Linked DNA regions of Homo sapiens: region 2 is linked to region 1. The links are chromatin loops, found by intact Hi-C in ENCODE. Cell type or tissue: mammary epithelial cell. All regions are shown on one strand. Links, peaks and the distances in the headings refer to the core of each region. The heading gives the core; the rest is flanking DNA.

Region 1 (8,850 bases), core at 359-8,358:
TTCTTTTAAACACAGAGGATGGAAGCAGCCCTCTCTCTGCTGGTCTATTTTAGGATCTTCTGGATGGGCAAGGAGTTCTACTGCCCAAAGCAGCCCAACCTTTTCTGCTCCCTGATTCCCAGCGTACCCCTTCCCCACCTCTGCCCATCCAGAAAAACTCAAATCTCACCTCCTCCAAGAAGCCCTCGCTGCTAGCTCAGCACCTCTCTTCCTCCTGGGGAACAAGGCCTTTCCTCACTCTGCCCTCCCCTAGCTGGCACTATCCACTCCAGAGGTCTTGTACCGGTCTCTGTTCCAGGGGCAAGGGGTTTGCCAAGACCCCAGCACAGCGGTCTTGAGGGGCAGGGCCACCTTCCTTCCTATGTCCTTTCAAAGCACTCGCTCTGCTTTTCTTCTTGGAACTTCGATACAACCTTATGAGAGGTGGACATGGGTTCAGGGAAGAAAAGTGATGAGCAGGTCACACTGCTGGACTTAACCCCAGTCTGACCAAGTCCATCAGGGCTCACTCTGCAGCCCCAGGCTGCTTCCCATGGGAGGCTCACAGCAGGCACTCAGCTGACAGACCCTCACCCGCAGGGCAGCACTGCCCTGGCCCATCATACATCTCTTCCTCCACCCTGTCCCCGCCAATGCCGTTTCACTACTCACGCCCCTTCTCCTTCCTCCCCAGGATTTCCCTTCTCCTCTGGCTGTGCTTTGGTCTGCAGTGACCCTAGCTGATGTTCTGAAGGTGTTCAGAGCTAAGGAGGCCAGTGACCCCACATCAAAAGGGGAAAAGAGAGAAAAAGTTTCTGAGCTTTGTAAAAGATGCTACTGGTTTTTCTCTGTTTTATGTCAAATAACCTGTAACACTCCTGGCAATGGTACATTTGAGCCCTGAGTATAGAAAAGAATTTGGCAGGACAGTTTAAAATGTCCAGACTTGAAGGTGTCAGATTTTGTAAGTGAAGAAATTCAGAACACAGAAGCAAACCTCAATTCAGGGACACTGGAGAAGTCCCTCAGCTGTTCAGACCACAGATTCTGTAAAAAAAGGATAGCAGATGTCCCCAGATCTCCCAGTCCCCTCCCAAGTTTCAAGAATTCTAAGGCTATCCTGGGGATATCAGTAGTCAGCGTAGGCTGGGCGCGGTGGCTCACGCCTGTAATCCCAACACTTTGGGAGGCCGAGGCAGGCGGATCACTTGAGGTCAGGAGTTCAAGACCAGCCTGGCCAACATGGTGAAACCCCATCTCTACCCAGGGCTCAAATGTACCACTGCCAGGAGTGTTACAGGTTATTTGACATAAAACAGAGAAAAACCAGTAGCATCTTTTACAAAGCTCAGAAACTTATTCTCTCCTTTCCCCTTTTGATGTGGGGTCACTGGCCTCCTTAGCTCTGAACACCTTCAGAACAAAAATTAGCCAGGCGTGGTGATGCACGCCTGTAATCCCAGCTACTCAGGAGGCTGAGGCACAAGAATTGCTTGAACCCAAGAGGCAAAGTTTGCAGTGAGCCAAGATCCCGCCACAGCACTCCAGGAGACTGTGTCTCAAAAAAAAAAAATAGTAGTGAGTGTAAATGTCTATATCATAACAACGTGTTCTAACAAAGATCTGTCAACCATGGATAATCCAGATTTTATTTGGCTAGTATAACGTTAGCATAACAACCAGTTGCAACATGTTTCTTCAGAGCCTAGATTTTTAAAAAATCTATAAAAGGCAGGTATAGGGCAATTAGAGAGATTTAAGAAGAACTATAGACTAGAGGATATAATTGCATCAGTGCTGAGGTTCTTGGGTCTAATAATGGTGGTGTGTCATGTAGGAATATGTACTGGTTTGTGCATACTTCAAGGTTTAGGGGTAAACTGTCCTGATGTCCACAACTTTTTTCCAAATGAATCAGGAAAACAAGTTTTATATGGATACATCTGCAGAGTGAGAAAGTAAAAAAGCAAATATGGCCCAGGCGCAGTAGCTCACTCCTGTAATCCCAGCACTTTGGGAGGCCAAGGGGGGGTGGATCACTGAGGTCAGGAGTTCGAGACCAGCCCAGCAAATATGGTGAAACCCTGTTTCTACTAAAAATACAAAAAAATTTGCCGGGCATGGTGACGAGAGGCTGAGGCAGGAGAATCGCTTGAACCCAGGAGGCAGAGGTTGCAGTGAGCTGAGATCACACCATTGCACTCCAGCCTGGGCCACAAGAGTGAAATTCCATCTCAAAAAAAAAAGCAAATATGGCAAGCTGTTAACCACTGGTGAGTCTCGGTGACGACTAAACAAGTGTTTATCGTACTTTCCCTTCCATTCTTTGATGGATCTGAACATTTTCAAAACAAAATGTCAGAGAAAGAAAGTATCATTAAAATGTTTAAAACAGAAAATTCGAAGAAAAATAATCCCACTGCCCAAATAATTCTATAAAATATTTGTTGCTTACTGCAGGAAAAAAAAATAGGCATCAAAAAATTAAAAAGCCAGGCATGGTGGCTCACACCTATAATCCCAACACTTTGGGAGGCTGAGGCGGGCAGATCACCTGAGGTCAGGAGTTCAAGACCAGTCTGGCCAACATGGTGAAACCCCATCTCTACTAAAAATACAAAAATTAGCTGGATGTAGTGGTGCATGCCTGTAAACCCAGCTACTCAGGAGGCTGAGGCGGGAGAATAGCTTGAACCTGGGAGGCGAAGGTTGCAGTGAGTGGAGACTGCGCCACTGCACTCCAGCCTGGGCAACAGAGAGAGACTCCATCTCCAAAAATAAATAAATAAATAAATAAATAAATAATTTTTGCTATTTAACAATTGATTTAAAAACAAGTGAGTAATGTTGTGCTACTGCTGCCATGTTTCATGTACCCCAAAAGGGAAAATATCCTAAGAGAATCTTTCCTCTTAATAAACTAATGTTTAGGCAAACAGATAAAAATAACACTTGAAGAAAAAATCTGGTTGGCTCATGCCTGTAAGCCCAGCACTTTGGGAGACCGAGGTGGGTCAATAACCTAAGCCCAGGAGTTCAAGACCAGCCTGGGCAACATAGTGAGACCCTATTTCTACAAAGAGAGAAAGAGAAAGAGAAGGAGAGGGGGAGGGGGGAAAGGGAGAGAAGGGGAAAGGGGGAGATAGGAAAGAGACAAAAGAAAAGAGAGGAAAAAGAAAAAGATCTATCATATAATTTCTTAGTGGTAGAATTAAAGAAAAAAAAAAGGATGTGGTTCCCAAAATGAGGGCCTATACAAACACAGGAGACATGATGAAGTTTGAAAATATTCTATCCAAATATTCTGGTCCCCTTGTCTCTGTGTCACTGGAGAGTGGTAGAATTTCCAGGCAGGTTCTATCTCCTTTCCCATAGATAGCATAGCCCCTGAGGCTCCCCAGAGACCCTCCGAAGTCCTGTGATTGCCCATTCAGGAGTGTGGGACCACCAAACACTACTCAAGACCAGCATGGCTTCAAGGAAGCTTTGGCCTCAGGGTAGCTGCTGCTACCACAAGCACCTTCCTCCCAGGAGCCAGAACAGCCTTCTCCATCAGCGCAGGTGACCAAGTGGCACATGGCTCACTTGGCCACCACGCTTAGGCCAAAGCAGCCCTGCATGTCCCCATCAACCTGGCCTCCCCAAAGACCTGGATTCTGTTTCCACATCTCCACCCTCTACCACACGTGGACTCTGCAGTTCCCTGGGACTTCACTTTTCTTGGAGAAGGAGAGAGAAAAAGGGAAGCAAATCCTGAATTGCTCGTAGGATTTAAAAACCTCTCCACAGAGGGGAGCTGGGGACAAGGTAGGGGAGACAGTGCTAGCAGCACAATCTGAGGACGGGTCCCCTGCCAGCCCTCCGGGCACACAGGGAGCAAAAGGAGAGGCAGAGGCACATGGGAGCAGGGGCTGGGAGATGCTGCATGGCGCAGGCTGTGGGCTTGGCTATTAAAGCCAGAAAAGGCCTGCCTCCTCCTGCCAATAGAGTTATCTTTTAATCCGAACCCCAATGACACCACCTGGCACCAGCGCAGGAGCAGCTCCTGACGGCACACGAGTCACGCGGCTGGGCCCCGCGTCTATCCCTTCAGGTCAGGGCTTGCCCTGAGTGCTCCTGAGGAAGTGGGCCCCTGCCCCCTCCATGGCCTGGCTCCTGACAGGCCTGTGCATGCCTGAGAGGGCCAGGCAGGCGGTAAGGAAGTAGAGGAAGCTCCGTGCTGTGCAAGGTCACCAAATGCTAGATGCAAAGACCCAGAAAGGGAGGGCACTCACCCAAAGTCACCCACGCCGGGACGGGGCAGCAATCCCAGGATTCTCCTCCTACCCAGATGCGGCAAAGAGGTTTGCAGCCCAGGACAGCTGTTATCAACTAGCCAGTGCTGGAAAACAGCAGGTAGCACCCCAGACCTGCCACTCTCCACGTACTCAGACAACTCATGGCCCAATCTGAAGATGGCTTTCCTCTGAATTCTCCCACATCTGTGCCCTCCTGCAGGGCTTGGTTTCTGAGGTCCCATCCGCCTTGAAGTTGGCAAGGGCTAGGGTAGCATGTAACCTATCTCCCTAGTAAGGATGGCACTGACTCTGCTGTGGCAGCATCCAGGCCAGGCAGCCATCCAGGCCCTCCCAGACTGGGGGAGCTCAGCACCTCCAGAGGCAGCCACCTCACCACAGACCAACACACCCTGCTGCAGCGTTCTTCCTTGTGGGCAATGGAAATCTGCCAGCAGGAACTGGTAGCAGAAAACTCCCCAAAGCCTGCTCCAATTCTCCACCCCAGTACAATGGGCGTGCCCTCAGGATTCCAACAGCCAAGGGCAAAATCCCGACTCACTGGCTTGGGACTCTGGGCAAGTGACTTACTCTCTCTATGCCTCAGTTCCCTCATCTGTAAAATGAGGAGAGTAGTGGCCTTCATCTTAGAGTTGCTGGGATGAGATGATCCTTGCAACCTCCCGGGGCACACATGAGTGGTCAACAAATGCTTTCTATGGCTACACTACAATGCACAGTTCCACAGGCTCAAGGCCCAGCTTTCTGCCCCTCTCCTCATACTCATTCCACTTTCTCATGACCAGACTTGTGCTCAGCAAGTGTCCACTCCTATAGGTTCGCTCAGGGGTAGCTGGCTCACCAGGGACACATTTTAAACCCTGGCCTCTTCCTCCAAAACTTCAGCTCAGAGCCTTGGCAAGCCATCCCTGCCGCCCACTGGAGATGGCTGACGAGAAAACCAGAAAGAGACCATGAAAGAGGAAGGCTCTTCTCACTCCTCACTCATCCTTATCTTGGACCAGTATCCTCCACACAACACCAACACCCAAACATAACAGCAAATGGATATAATCTTATCAATTTCATCCTCCACAACCTTCTACGGCTCCCTCTGGCCTAAAGTCAAAAAGCCTTACCCCAGACTTTAAAAGGAAGAGATAAACACTTAGTGAACATTTGACTATGTGTCAAGTTCTCTGCTCTACAGTGTATATATATTATATCATTTAATAACTCCCTCTAAAATTCGTCTTATTGCTTGCATCTTACAGGTGAGGAAGCTGAGGCTCCAAGACACTAGGCAACTTACCTAAGCGTCACAGCTCAGAAACAGAAGCAGATTTGGAGGCCAGATCTGGGAGGCCACAAGGCTGGGTCCTTGGCACAGCCTCTACCTCCTCTCCAGGTCATCTCCTGCAACCCCTCCCTGACCCAGCCACTGTCCAGTCACCACGGTGCCCATGGTCACCTGGCACACCTGGCTGTGTCCTACATTAATGCATATCCTCACGCTTCTGCTTCTCCTGCCTGGAACGCACCTACCTATCACCTAATGAACTTCTACTCAGCCCAGAAAGCTCTGCTCTCAAGTTATCTCCTTCAGGAGACAGACCTTCACCCCGGGGCCCCCTTCCATAAGAGAAAAACGATCCCCTTTGGCTGGGCATGGTGGCTCACGCCTGTAATCCTAACACTTTGGGAGGCCAAGGCGGGTGGATCACTTGAGGTCAGGAGTTTGAGACCAGCCTGGCCAACGTGGTGAAACCCCGTCTCTACTAAAAATACAAAAATAAAGCCTGGGCACAGTGGCTCACACCTGTAATCCCAGCACTTTGGGAGGCCGAGGCAGGCATATCACGAGGTCAGGAGTTTGAGACCAGCCTGACCAACATGGTAAAACCCCATCTCTACTAAAAATATAAAAATTAGCCAGATGTGATGACATGAGCCTGTAATCCCAGCTACTCAGGAGGCTGAGGCAGGAGGATTGCTTGAACCCGGGAGGCGGAGGTTGCAGTGAGCCAAGATCGTGCTACTGTACTCCACCCTGGGTGACAGAGCGAGACTCCGTCTCAAGTAAATAAATAAATAAATAAGCAAGCAAGCAAGCCGGGCATGGTGGTGCACGCCTATAGTCCCAGCTACTTGGGAGGCTGAGGCAGGAGAATGGCTTGAACCCGGGAGGCAGAGGTTGCAGTGAGCCAAGATCGCGCCATTGCACTCCAGCCTGGGTGACAGAGTGAAACTCCATCTCAAAAAAAAAAAAAAAAAGAAAAGAGAAGAAAAAAGAAAAACAATCCCTTTCCTTGGATGTGTTTCCCAAGCGCCCACAGCAAGGCACAACTTATCAGTCCCCAAGTCAGCTGTGCTGCCGTCTGCTCCCTAATGTGGACCATTCATCCTGACTACTACAGCACAGTACGTTTACTTGAAGAAGTGAATAAATGATGTTCCTTCTGACTTACAGACCAAGAAACAGGGCCGTCAGAGCAGACTTGACCTTTACAGGGACAACTGGTAAACAGCCCATCTACAGTAGCATCCTGGAGGTTACACCTGGCAAAGAGTTACCCCTTGGCTGGGTGCACCTGAGCAAACCCATCTGGACTAACGCCGGTGTCAGGAAGTAGCACATCCACACAGTGCAGCTATGGCCCTCTGAGGAAAGACTGCTGCATCGCATCAGAAAGGCAGCATCCGTGACTTCTGCGGTCCACGCTGACGGGTGGGGAGGCACCTTGGGGCCTCCTTCCCGCACTGCAGACAATGGCTGGGAAGCCCACACCCCAGCCTCCTGGCACTCTCACTTCTAGGCACAGGATGCAGCAACCCCTGGCAAAAGCAGCTCCTCTTTGCTGACCTGGACATAAGGACGCCAGGACCCACAGTGGGCCTGAGCCAACAGCACCCGGCTCCAACGGTGGAGCAGCCCAAGGTCCCCCTGGGGAAGGGCTGGAAAGACGAGCTCTCTGTCCTGACCCACTTCTCCCTGCACACTCTTCCCAGATCTGGCCTGGCCCAGCCAGAAAGCCAACTATGAGATCCTTCTCATCTTATGACATTAGTAAGAGAAATACTCACTCGTATGCTGGTATTAGCACATTAGACTCCCCAAGGCCACTCCCACTTTACAGAGGAACAAAGTGACACCCAGAGCCAAGTCCCTAAACTGAGCTCCTCTCACTCGCTGCCACCGAGCTGCACTCACACCACAGCTCTCCCTTAGAGGGAACAGACAGGTGTGGTCTCTGTCTCCCTTCCAGGACAGGCTTGGACACTGAGGAGATGCCGTGCCTATTTCCCAAACACCGAGTAAAAGGAACCCCTGGGGTCCAGCCCACACCCAGGTTCTGATTCACAGACCTAGGGTGAGGCCAAGGGGTTTAATCTTTCAGAAGCTTCCCCAGTGACTCTGAAAAAGCCAATCCAAAGACTGCACCCGGGGAACCCCAAGCGTGAACCCAGGACTGCTGTTTCAGCCCAGCAATTTGTATCAACAGCCGTTCAAAGTCCACACCCTTTGACCCAACAGCACCACTTCTAGGAATTCATCCTGAGAAAATAAAGAAGCATACAAAGATCTATAGCATGAGGTGATGCACCGCAGCATTGTAAGTACAGAAAAAATGGGAAATCTCTACATCTCCAATCAAGAAGAACTGGTGACATAAATCTCAATCAGGCAAGACTGTGCTCCCATTAAAAACGAGCCATTGAGGGCCGGGCGCGGTGGCTCATACCTGTAATCCCAGCACTTTGGGAGGCCGAGGTGGGCGGATCATGAGGTCAGGAGATCGAGACCATCCTGGCTAACATGGTGAAACCCCATCTCTACTAAAAATACAAAAAATTAGCTAGGCGTGGTGGCATGCGCTTGTAGTCCCAGCTACTCGGGAGGCTGAGGCAGGAGAATGGCGTGAACCCAGCAGGCGGAGCTTGCAGTGAGCCGAGATCGTACCACTGCACTCCAGTCTGGGCGACAGAGCGAGACTCCATCTCAAAAAATAAATAAAAAAATAAATAAATAAATAAATAAATAAATAAACGAGCCATTGAGCATCCCTCATTCTGGGCGACAGAGCGAGACTCCGTCTCAAAAAATAAATAAATAAATAAACGAGCCATTGAGCATCCCTCATTCAAAAATCCAAAATGCTCCAGAATCCCAAACTTTCAGAGCATCAACATGAGATAGTAACACCTTTGCATTCTGATGGTTCAATGTACATACACTTTGTTTCATACACACAATTATTTAAAATAGTGTATAAAATCACCATTAAGCAGCCGGGCGCAGCGGCTCACGCCTGTAATCCCAGCACTTTGGGAGGCCGAGGCAGGCGGATTGCTTGAGGTCAGGAGTTCGAGGCCAGCCTGGCCAATATGGAGAACCCCCGTCTCTACTAAAAATACAAAAATTAGCCGGGCGTGGTGGCACGTGCCTGTAGTCCCAGCTACTCGGGAGGCTGAGGCAGGAGGACTGCTTGAACTCGGGAGGCAGAGGTTGCAGTGAGCTGAGATTGCACCACTGCACTCCAGCCTGGGTGATAGAGTGAGACTCTGTCTCAAAAAAAAAAATAAAAAAGAAAAATAA
Region 2 (8,850 bases), core at 435-8,434, 50 kb after region 1:
ATGACCACACGTTTTCTTCTGTGGCTTGCTTTCCTTGTGCAATATTTTTTGGACTTTTGCCTGTGTCGATGCTTGTGGTGGTAGGTATACATTCTCACTGCTGCATGGCCGATTCTATTGTGTAAACATACCACAACTTACTTAGCCATTCTCCTGTGGATGGTCATTTGGATTGTGTCCAGTCTTTGGCAATTACTAGCAATGCTGCTGTATGTGACTCCTAATGCACACATCTATTTAATATATTTAAGAGGAAGTGCTGGGTCATGGGGTATGTGATTTTCAACTTTCCCAGCTAGTGCCTAACTGTTTTCTGAAATGCATCTGCTTCTAGACTGTCTCATTTGCAGTTCAACTTACTCAGTAGCACTAGGGTAGTCTCTCCTAACAGGTAATACCAATTGAACTCTCTTAGTTTCATCAGGGTAAGCGTTTGGGGAAAGGGGAGGATAAAAATGGTTAGGTGTGGCCGAGTGTGGTAGCTCATGCCTGTAATCCCAGCACTTTGGGAGGCCAAGGTGGGCGGATCACAAGGTCAGGAGATGGAGACCATCCTGGCTAACATGATGAAACCCTGTCTCTACTAAAACTACAGAAAAATAAGCTGAGTGTGGTGGTGTGTGCCTGTAGTCTCAGCTACTTGGGAGGCTGAGGCAGGAGAATGGCGTGAACCCAGGAGGCGGAGCTTACAGTGAGCTGAGATCACGCCACTGCACTCCAGCCTGGGTGACACAGTGAGACTCCATATCAAAAAAAAAAAAAGAAAAGGTCAGGTATGGTGGCTCACACACTAGCACTTTGGGAGGGAGGCTAAGGAAGGAGGATCACTTGAGTCCAGGAATTAGAGGCTGTAGTGAGCTATTATCATACCCCTGTATGCCAGCCTGGGCAACAGACTGAGTCCCTATCTCAATAAAAAAAAAAAGAGGAGAAGAAAAATGGTGTATAGAGACCCCCGATGGGAGTAAGCCCAAGGTTCATTGGCTACTGTGACAGTCAGTTAAATTATTTTTTTCTGGCTGGGTGCAGTGGCTCATGCCTGTAATCCTGCACTTTAGGAGGCTGAGGTGGGCAGATCAATTAAGGTCAGGAGTTTGAGACAAGCCTGACCAACATTGCAAAATCCTGTCTCTACAAAAATACAAAAATTAGCCAGGCGTGGTGGCGGGCGCCTGTAATCCCAGCTACTAGGGAGACTAAGGCAGGAGAATCACTTGAACCTAGGAGGCAAAGATTGCAGTAAGCCAAGGTCATGCCACTGCACTTCAGCCTGGGCGACAGAGCAAGACTCTGTCTCAAAAAAACAAAAACAAACACAAAAAAACCCAAAATAAAAAATTATTTTTTTCTGTGAGTAACAGAAATCCCCAAATAACAGCAGATTAAACAAAACAGAAATACATTTCTCTCCCACATAAATGAAAGTCTGAAGTCAGCTATCCAGACTGATACAGTGCTCCACGAGGTAGGTTCCTTTGCTCTTGTTCCACTGTCTCTGCAAATGGCTTGAGCTGCTTGAGCTCCAGCCATCACGTCTATATCCTAGCCAACAAGAAGGAGGAAAGACAAAAAGAAATTTTTGTCTCTTTCCTTTGAATACACTTTCAGAAAGTCACACAGGCACTGCATATATTCCAGTGGCCAGAGCTTAATCTCACAGAAAGAAAGATCTGCAAGTGATACTGGGAAATGTAGTCCTTGTTCTTGGTGGCTGTGTGCCCAGCTAAAATCCGGGAGTTTCATGATTAAGGAAGGAGGGAGAATGGATTTTGCAGGACAATGAACAATCTCTGCTATGGATATCCTTGCTCAGGAAAGCACTTCTGGGTAGGTCTGCCTAATGCCCTCACCACACACACTTACAGATACATATCTCAGAAGTCGAAATGGAGAGTAAAGTAGGTATTTAGCAATGCCATGTCTTTATTTATTTTATTTTATGTTATTTTATTTTTTGAGACAGTTTTGCTCTTGTTGCCCAGGCTGGAGTGTAATGGCGCGTTCTCCGCTCATTGCAACCTCTGCTTCCCAGTTCAAGCAATTCTCCTGCTTCAGCCTCCCAAGTAGCTGGAATTACAGGCATGTGTCACCATGCCCCGATAATTTTGTATTTTTGGTAGAGACAGGGTTTCACCAGGTTGGCCAGGCTGGTCTCAAACTCCTGACCTCAGGTGATCCGACCACCTCAGCCTCCCAAAGTGCCAGGATTACAGGCATGAGCCACCTTGCCTGTCAATGCCATGTCTTTAAATATTACAAGATATACTCTCTGTTCATCTAGGAAACTGTGGTGCCCAAATGGTGAGTATAATTAGTTATTTTAGGCAAATACTCTGCTGGATCATATGGCAATTTTTTTTTTTTTGAGATGGAGTCTTACTCTGTCGCCCAGGGTGGAGTGAAGTGGTGCCATCTCGGTTCACTGCAACCTCCTCCTTCTGGGTTCAAGCAATTCTCCTGCATCAGCCTCCTGAATAGCTGGGACTACAGGCACTTGCCACTTTACTTGGCTAATTTTTGTATTTTCACCATGTTGGCCAGGCTGGTCTTGAACTCCTGACCTCAGGTGATCCACCAGCCTCGGCCTCCCAAAGTGCTGGGATTACAGGTGTGAGCCACTGTGCCCGGCCTGGATCATATGGTAATTCTATGTTTTATTTATTTACGAGACAAGGTCTCACTCTGTCATCCAGGCTGGAGTGCAGTCATGTGATCATAGTTCACTGCAACCTTGAACTCCTGGGCTCAAGGTATCCTTCTACGTCTGCCTCCCAAAGCGCTGAGATTACAGGCATGAGCCACCACATTCAGCCTATGTTGAATTTTTTTTTTTTTTTTTTTGAGATAGGGTCTCGCTCTGTTATCCAGGCTGGAGTGCAGTGGTGTGATCACAGCTCACTGCAGCCTCCACCTGGCTCAAGTGATCCTCCTGCCTCAGTTTCCCAAGTAGCTGGCACCACAGGTGCACACCACCATGCCCAGCTAATTAAAAATTTTTTTTGCAGAGATGGGGACCTCTCTGTGTTGCCCAAGCTGGTCTTGAACTCCTTACCTCAAGTGATCCTCTTGCTTTGGCCTCCCACAGTGCTGAGACTATAGGTGTCAGCCACCATGCCTGGTCTATGCTTAATTTTCTGAGGGACTGCCACACTCTTTTCCATAGCAGATGCATGATTGTACATTTCCACCCAGAGTGCACAAAAATTTCAGTTTCTCGGCCTGGCACAGTGGCTCACGCCTGTAATCCCAGCACTTTGGGAGGCCGAGGTGGGCAGATCATGAGGTCAGGAGATCGAGACCATCCTGGCTAACACAGTGAAACCCCGTCTCTACTAAAAATACAAAAAAATTAGCTGGGCGTGGTGGCGGGCGCCTGTAGTCCCAGCTACTCGGGAGGCTGAGGCAGGAGAATGGCATGAACCTGGGAGGCGGAGCTTGCAGGGAGCCGAGATCGTGCCACTGCACTCCAGCCTGGGTGACAAAGCGAGACTCTGTCTCAAAAAAAAAAAAAAAAAAAAAAAAAATTTCAGTTTCTCCATATCCTTGCTAAGGCTGGTTATTTTCTGGTTTTTATTTATGTTTAAAATATGTATTTATTTACTTATAGAGACAGAGTCTTGCTCTGTTGCCCAGGCTGGAGTGCAGTACAGTGGCATGATCATAGCTTACTGCAGGATTGAACTCCTGGGCTCAAGGATCTTACTATCTCAGCCTCCCCAGTAGCTGGGACTATAGGCATGTGTGACCATGCCTGGCTAATTTTTTAATTTTATGTAGAGACAGGTTCTGGCTATGTTGTCCAGGCTGGTCTCCAACTCCTGGCCTCAAATGACCCACCCGGTTTGGTCTCCCACAGTGCTGAGATTACAGATGTGAGCCACTGTGCCCAGTCTATTTTTAAATATATTCTTAAATTTTTCATTGTAACCATCTTTTTTTTTTTTTTTTTTTTTTTGAGACAGGGCCTCATTTTGTCCCGCAGGCTGGAATGCAGTGGCACAATCTTGGCTCACTACAGCCTCTACCTCCCGATTCAAGCAACCCTCCTGCCTCAGCACCCCAAAGTAGCTGGGACTACAGGTGCATGGCACCACGCCTGCCTAATTTTAAATGTCTTTTTTGTAGAGGCGGGGTTTAGCTGTGTCGCCCAGGCTGGTCTTGAACTCCTGAGCTCAAGCGATCCTCCCGCCTTGGCTTCCCAAAGTGCTGGGATTACAGGCATGAGCCACCGCGCCCAGCCAGATAGTAGCCATCTTAATGGAGTGAGATGGCTTACTTTTAAACATTATTTCTAAACTGAACCCAGACCCTGGCATATTAGAGGTGGTTACACAGTGAACGCATTTGACGAACAGTCAAGGTAATTTTGTTTTCCAGGGTTTGCTCCATGAATAAACAATCTCTGAGAGGCTAGTATCTTGTCCAAGGTCAAGAGCCTGAATTTGAATTGTCTGACTGAAAGGCAGCATGTTCTCTACTAGTCACCTCTCTACCTGGTTCCACCCTATGCAAGGCAAACAAACGCAGAAGAAAGAAACCCATTGCCGTGCAAAATCCAGTGATTCCAAACCCAACCAGCCCACCAGGGATGTTCTGGGAGTCCGAGCTGGGGACAGGAGCACAGCCAGCCCTAGCCAGCCCTCCCCCCACCACACTCAGTGCCTGGCGGGGCAGAGCGAGTCACATTTCAGCCTCACTCACAGGCCAGCTTGAAATTCGGCCCAGCCGCCACTGCCTCCTGAGAACTCCTCCGGATGCCTGCAGGCTTATGCGGGGCTGAGTCACTTCCTCACCTTAATTCTCCCCTAATACCTTCCCTTTCTCTGCTGCTTTACTCCTGGCACCACTGTCTGGGTGTGGAATGTCTGGGGAAGCTGTGCAGGTGGGTTGGCTGAGCTGTCTGCCCAGATACCACAAACATGGCTGGGGAGAGAGGATGCAGGGGTAAAAGTAAAGCCAGATTTGTCTGCTGGCTCTTAAGCGCATCCTAATCCCCTCAGTCAGTTTGATCTTCGCAAACATGAGCACAGGTCAATATCTCTAAGCTTGGGTCCTGAGGGGCTGGTGGAGGATGGAGCAGAGGATGGATGAAGAGGAACAGGAAGTGAGGGGAGAGTGATGGCTGCTTTGGCTTTTAGAAACTTCCATCCCACATTACTTTCCCTAGGGAAGCTCCCACCTCCCATCCCTGGGAGAACAGACTGCATCCTGGAAGGTCAAGTTCCAGGTCATGTTAAATATGATGGTTTCCTGGATGAGTCTAAGGACATATCATTAATATCTTCAGCCTATTTCCAGAAGTCCTGCTGTTCCTCTTACCTACATGTATGCTGTTCTTCCCTGTGTACAACTTAACTTTCCTTTTCAGGTTTCGGATGCTTTGTCTGTACATTGCTTTGTGTGTTTGCCTGCCTCAGCTTGTACTTTCGGAGATAGAAATTGGGTCAAAGTTTTAATTTTTATTTAAGTTATTCATTTATATAGTTTAAAAAGTCAAGGGATGGTGCAAGATTTATGAAAAAGAGCCCTCTCCCTTCCCCTTAGCAGAGATAATCATCTTCACCTTTTTTCTTTTTTTTTTTTTTTTGAGACAGAGTGTCGCTCCATTGCCCAGGCTGGAGTGCAGCGACGTGATCTCGGCTCACTGCGACCTCCACCTCCCGGATTCAAGAGATTCTCCTCCTGCCTCAGCCTCCCGAGTAGCTGGGACTACAGGCGTATGCCACCATACCTGGCTAATTTTTGTATTTTTAGTAGAGATGGGGTTTCTCCATGTTGGCCAGGCTGGTCTTGAACTCCTGACCTCAAGTGATCTGCCCGCCTCGGCCTCCCAAAGTGCTGGGATTACAGGTGTGAGCCAGCATTCCTGGCCATCTTCAATTTTTATAGCTCATTCTTTTGGCATTTGTCTCCATTTCCCTCAATAATATTATTTTATTACTACGTCATGATTTTTCAGTTTTAGGCACTATTTATTGTCTTCCATACTTGAACAACCCATGCACCCTTCCTGGCCTCCATCTTTCCACTACAGTCATACAATAATTTGGTTAGAGCAATAGCCAGTTTTTACATTAATACCACTATGTAAAGACTATTACCATGTGATGGACTATGCACAATTTTTTATTTTCCCTGGAGCTAATAATTATCTCCGCCCCCACCCCAATTCATTTACTTAGTTTCCTATGTGTTTAATGCCAAGCTCTTTCAGTTGTTATAATCTTCCCTTAATACTTTCAGATGATATTCTACCAATTTTATTTTCTTGAAGAAATCTCTCTTAGACATGGCTGGGCACGGTGGCTCATGCCTGTAATCCCAGCACTTTGGGAGGACAACATGGGTGGATCGCCTGAGGTCAGGAGTTTGAGACCAGCCTGGCCAGCATGGTAAAACCCCATCTCTACTAAAAACACAAAAAATTATCTGGGCGTGGTGGCAGGTGCCTGTAATCCCAGCTACTCGGGAGGCTGAGGCAGGAGAAGTGCTTGAATCGGGGAGGCAGAGTTTGCAGTGAGCCGAGATCGCACCATTACACTCCAGCATGGGTGACAAGAGCAAAACTGCATCTCAAAAAAAAGAAAAGAAGAAATCTCTCCTAGACATTTCTGACCTTATCTGGTCTAGGCTGGTTGTCCTATAGGACTGTTGCATTGTCGTCATCTTGCAATCTCTTTTTACCAACATCCTGGGGGATTCTCTTTATCTATCACATGTCAGATTCCTGTTTCCCCTTGTCTTTTTCTTGGTTTACTACCTTATCATCCAGGAGCCTCCTGAGTATATAAACATTTTTTTCTGAACCTTAAATGACTCAAATGTCTTTTTCTATCTTCAACCTTGATTGATAGTTTGGTTCTGTAGTCCCAGCTACTCGGGAGGCTGAGGCAGGAGAATGGCGTGAACCAGGTGGGCAGAGCTTGCAGTGAGCCGAGATTGCGCCACTGCACTCCAACCTGGGCGACAGAGCAAGACTCCATCTCAAAAAAAAAAAAAAAAAAAAAAAAAAAAGATAGTTTGGTTGGGTATAAAATTTTAAGTTGAATGGCTGGGTTCCATGGCTCACACCTGTAATCCCAGCCCTTTGGGAGTACGAGGTGGGTGGATCACTTAAGGTCAGGAGTTTGAGACTTGGTGAAACCCTGTCTCTACTAAAAATACAAAAAATTAGCCAGGTCTGGTGGCTCATACCTATAATCCCAGCTACATGGGAGACTGAGGCAGGAGAATTGCTTGAAGTCAGAAGATGGAGGTTGCAGTGAGCTGAGATCGCGCCACTACACTCCAGCCTGGGCAACAGAGTGAGACTTTGTCTCAAAAATAAAAAAAAAAAAAGAATTATGTTGGAGATGATTTTCCTTTGGAAGTTTGAAAGCATTGCTTATCTTCTAACTTCCAGTGCATCTATTGAGACATTCAAGGCACTCTAATGCCTGACCTCCTCCCCTTTCCCTTTGGAAACTTGCAGGATCTTCTCTTTGTCTTCAGTGTTCTGAATTATAATGATTTGTCTTGATGTTGGTCTCTTTTCATCCATTGGGCCAAGAAATCTTGGGCCCTTTTAAACTGGAAATATATGTCTCCGTTTTTGAAAATTTTCTTTGGGTATTTTATTTTATTTTATTTTATTGAGACAGAGTCTTGCTCTGTCGCCCAGGCTGGAGTGCAGTGGTGCAATCTCGGCTTACTGCAACCTCCGCCTCCCAGGTTCAAGCGATTCTCCTGCCTCAGCCTCCTGAGTAGCTGGGATTACAGGTGCCTGTCACCACACCCGGATAATTTTTTGTATTTTTAGTACAGATGAAGTTTCACTATGTTGGCCAGGCTGGTCTCAAACTCCTGACCTTGTGATCCACCCGCCTTGGCCTCCCAAACTGCTGGAATTACAGGTGTGAGCCACTGTGCCCAGCCCAGGTGTTTTTTTAATCATTTCCTCCATTCCTTTTTCTCTGTTGTTTTTTGTTTATTTTTGTTTATTTTTTTAATGGAATTCCTATTATTCAGGAAGTGGAATTCCTGTATTAGGCCTCTAATTTTCTTATCTATTCTCTCCTATTTTCTGTGACTATGTTTTTGTAAGATTTCCTCAATTTTATATTCCAATCCTTCTACTGAGTTTTTGATTTCTCACATTATATTTTTAAGTTTAAAGAGCTCCTTTTTTGTCCTTTGAATGTTCCCCTAAACAAAAAAAAACAATAGTGGCCAGGCATGGTGGCTCATACCTGTAATCCCAGCACTTTGGGAGGCTGAGGTAGAGGACTGAGATCAGGAGTTCAAAACCAGCCTGGGCAGCAAAGTGAGACCCCATCTCTACAAAAAAATAAAAAAATTAGCTGAGTGTGATGGCATGTGCCTGTAGCCCCAGCTACATGGGAGGCTGAAGCAGGAGGGTTGCTTGATTCCAGGAGGTCAAGGCTGCAGTGAGCCATATTCGCACCACTGTACTCCAGCCTAGGTGACAGAGTGAGACGCTGTCTCAAAAACAAACAAAAACAACCAAAACCCCAACAGTATTGTGTTTTTGTCTCAGGTTTATATATTTGCATATGGAATGTCTATATAAATTATGTTCTTGCTGGGCATAGTGGTTTGCACCTGTAGTGCCAGTTCCTGGGGACGCTGGGGCAGGAAGATCACTTGAGCCCAGGAGTTCTGGGCTGTAGCATGCTATGCCGATCGGGTGCTAAGTTCGGCATCAATATGATGACCTCCCAGGAGCAGAGGACCACCAGGTTGCCCAAGGAGGGGTGAACTGGCCCAGATCAGAAAAGGAGCAGGTTGGCAGTTTAAATTGCATTGCATTGAAGAAATAGGTGGTGGGATCTTGCTGGGTGTTTGATTAGC

Evidence for each region. Hi-C counts contacts between places; a loop is a spot of excess contacts. Peaks named below come from ENCODE experiments on the same cell type or tissue, not always from the same donor. Only the 100,000 strongest peaks of a DNase experiment are listed, where the experiment ranks them.
Region 2: a loop joins it to region 1, with 2.5 times the contacts of the local background. A loop is called at or near these places in 3 of 110 quality-filtered maps.

The regions. Positions count from the first base shown.
Region 1 is chr10:77,894,605-77,903,454 of GRCh38, forward strand. The region is part of intron 1 of DLG5 (discs large MAGUK scaffold protein 5); the gene reads right to left. It overlaps LOC101929347 (a long non-coding RNA gene), which reads left to right. Exons shown (of 5, transcript XR_007062208.1): 5 at 5,528-5,602. Among named protein-coding and RNA genes, the nearest start is that of DLG5, 28 kb to the right of the region's middle. RefSeq lists enhancers at 6,553-7,080, 7,081-7,608. In mammary epithelial cell, for the core only: no CTCF peak of the experiment used is centred there; DNase peaks (open chromatin) are centred at 4,077 and 4,707; H3K4me3 peaks cover 289 bases; H3K27ac peaks cover 2,303 bases.
Region 2 is chr10:77,944,603-77,953,452 of GRCh38, forward strand. No RefSeq gene overlaps it. Among named protein-coding and RNA genes, the nearest start is that of DLG5-AS1, 22 kb to the left of the region's middle. RefSeq lists silencers at 2,549-2,843, 4,569-4,863 and enhancers at 2,549-2,843, 3,615-4,152, 4,153-4,690, 4,691-5,228. In mammary epithelial cell, for the core only: no CTCF peak of the experiment used is centred there; a DNase peak (open chromatin) is centred at 4,799; H3K27ac peaks cover 1,081 bases.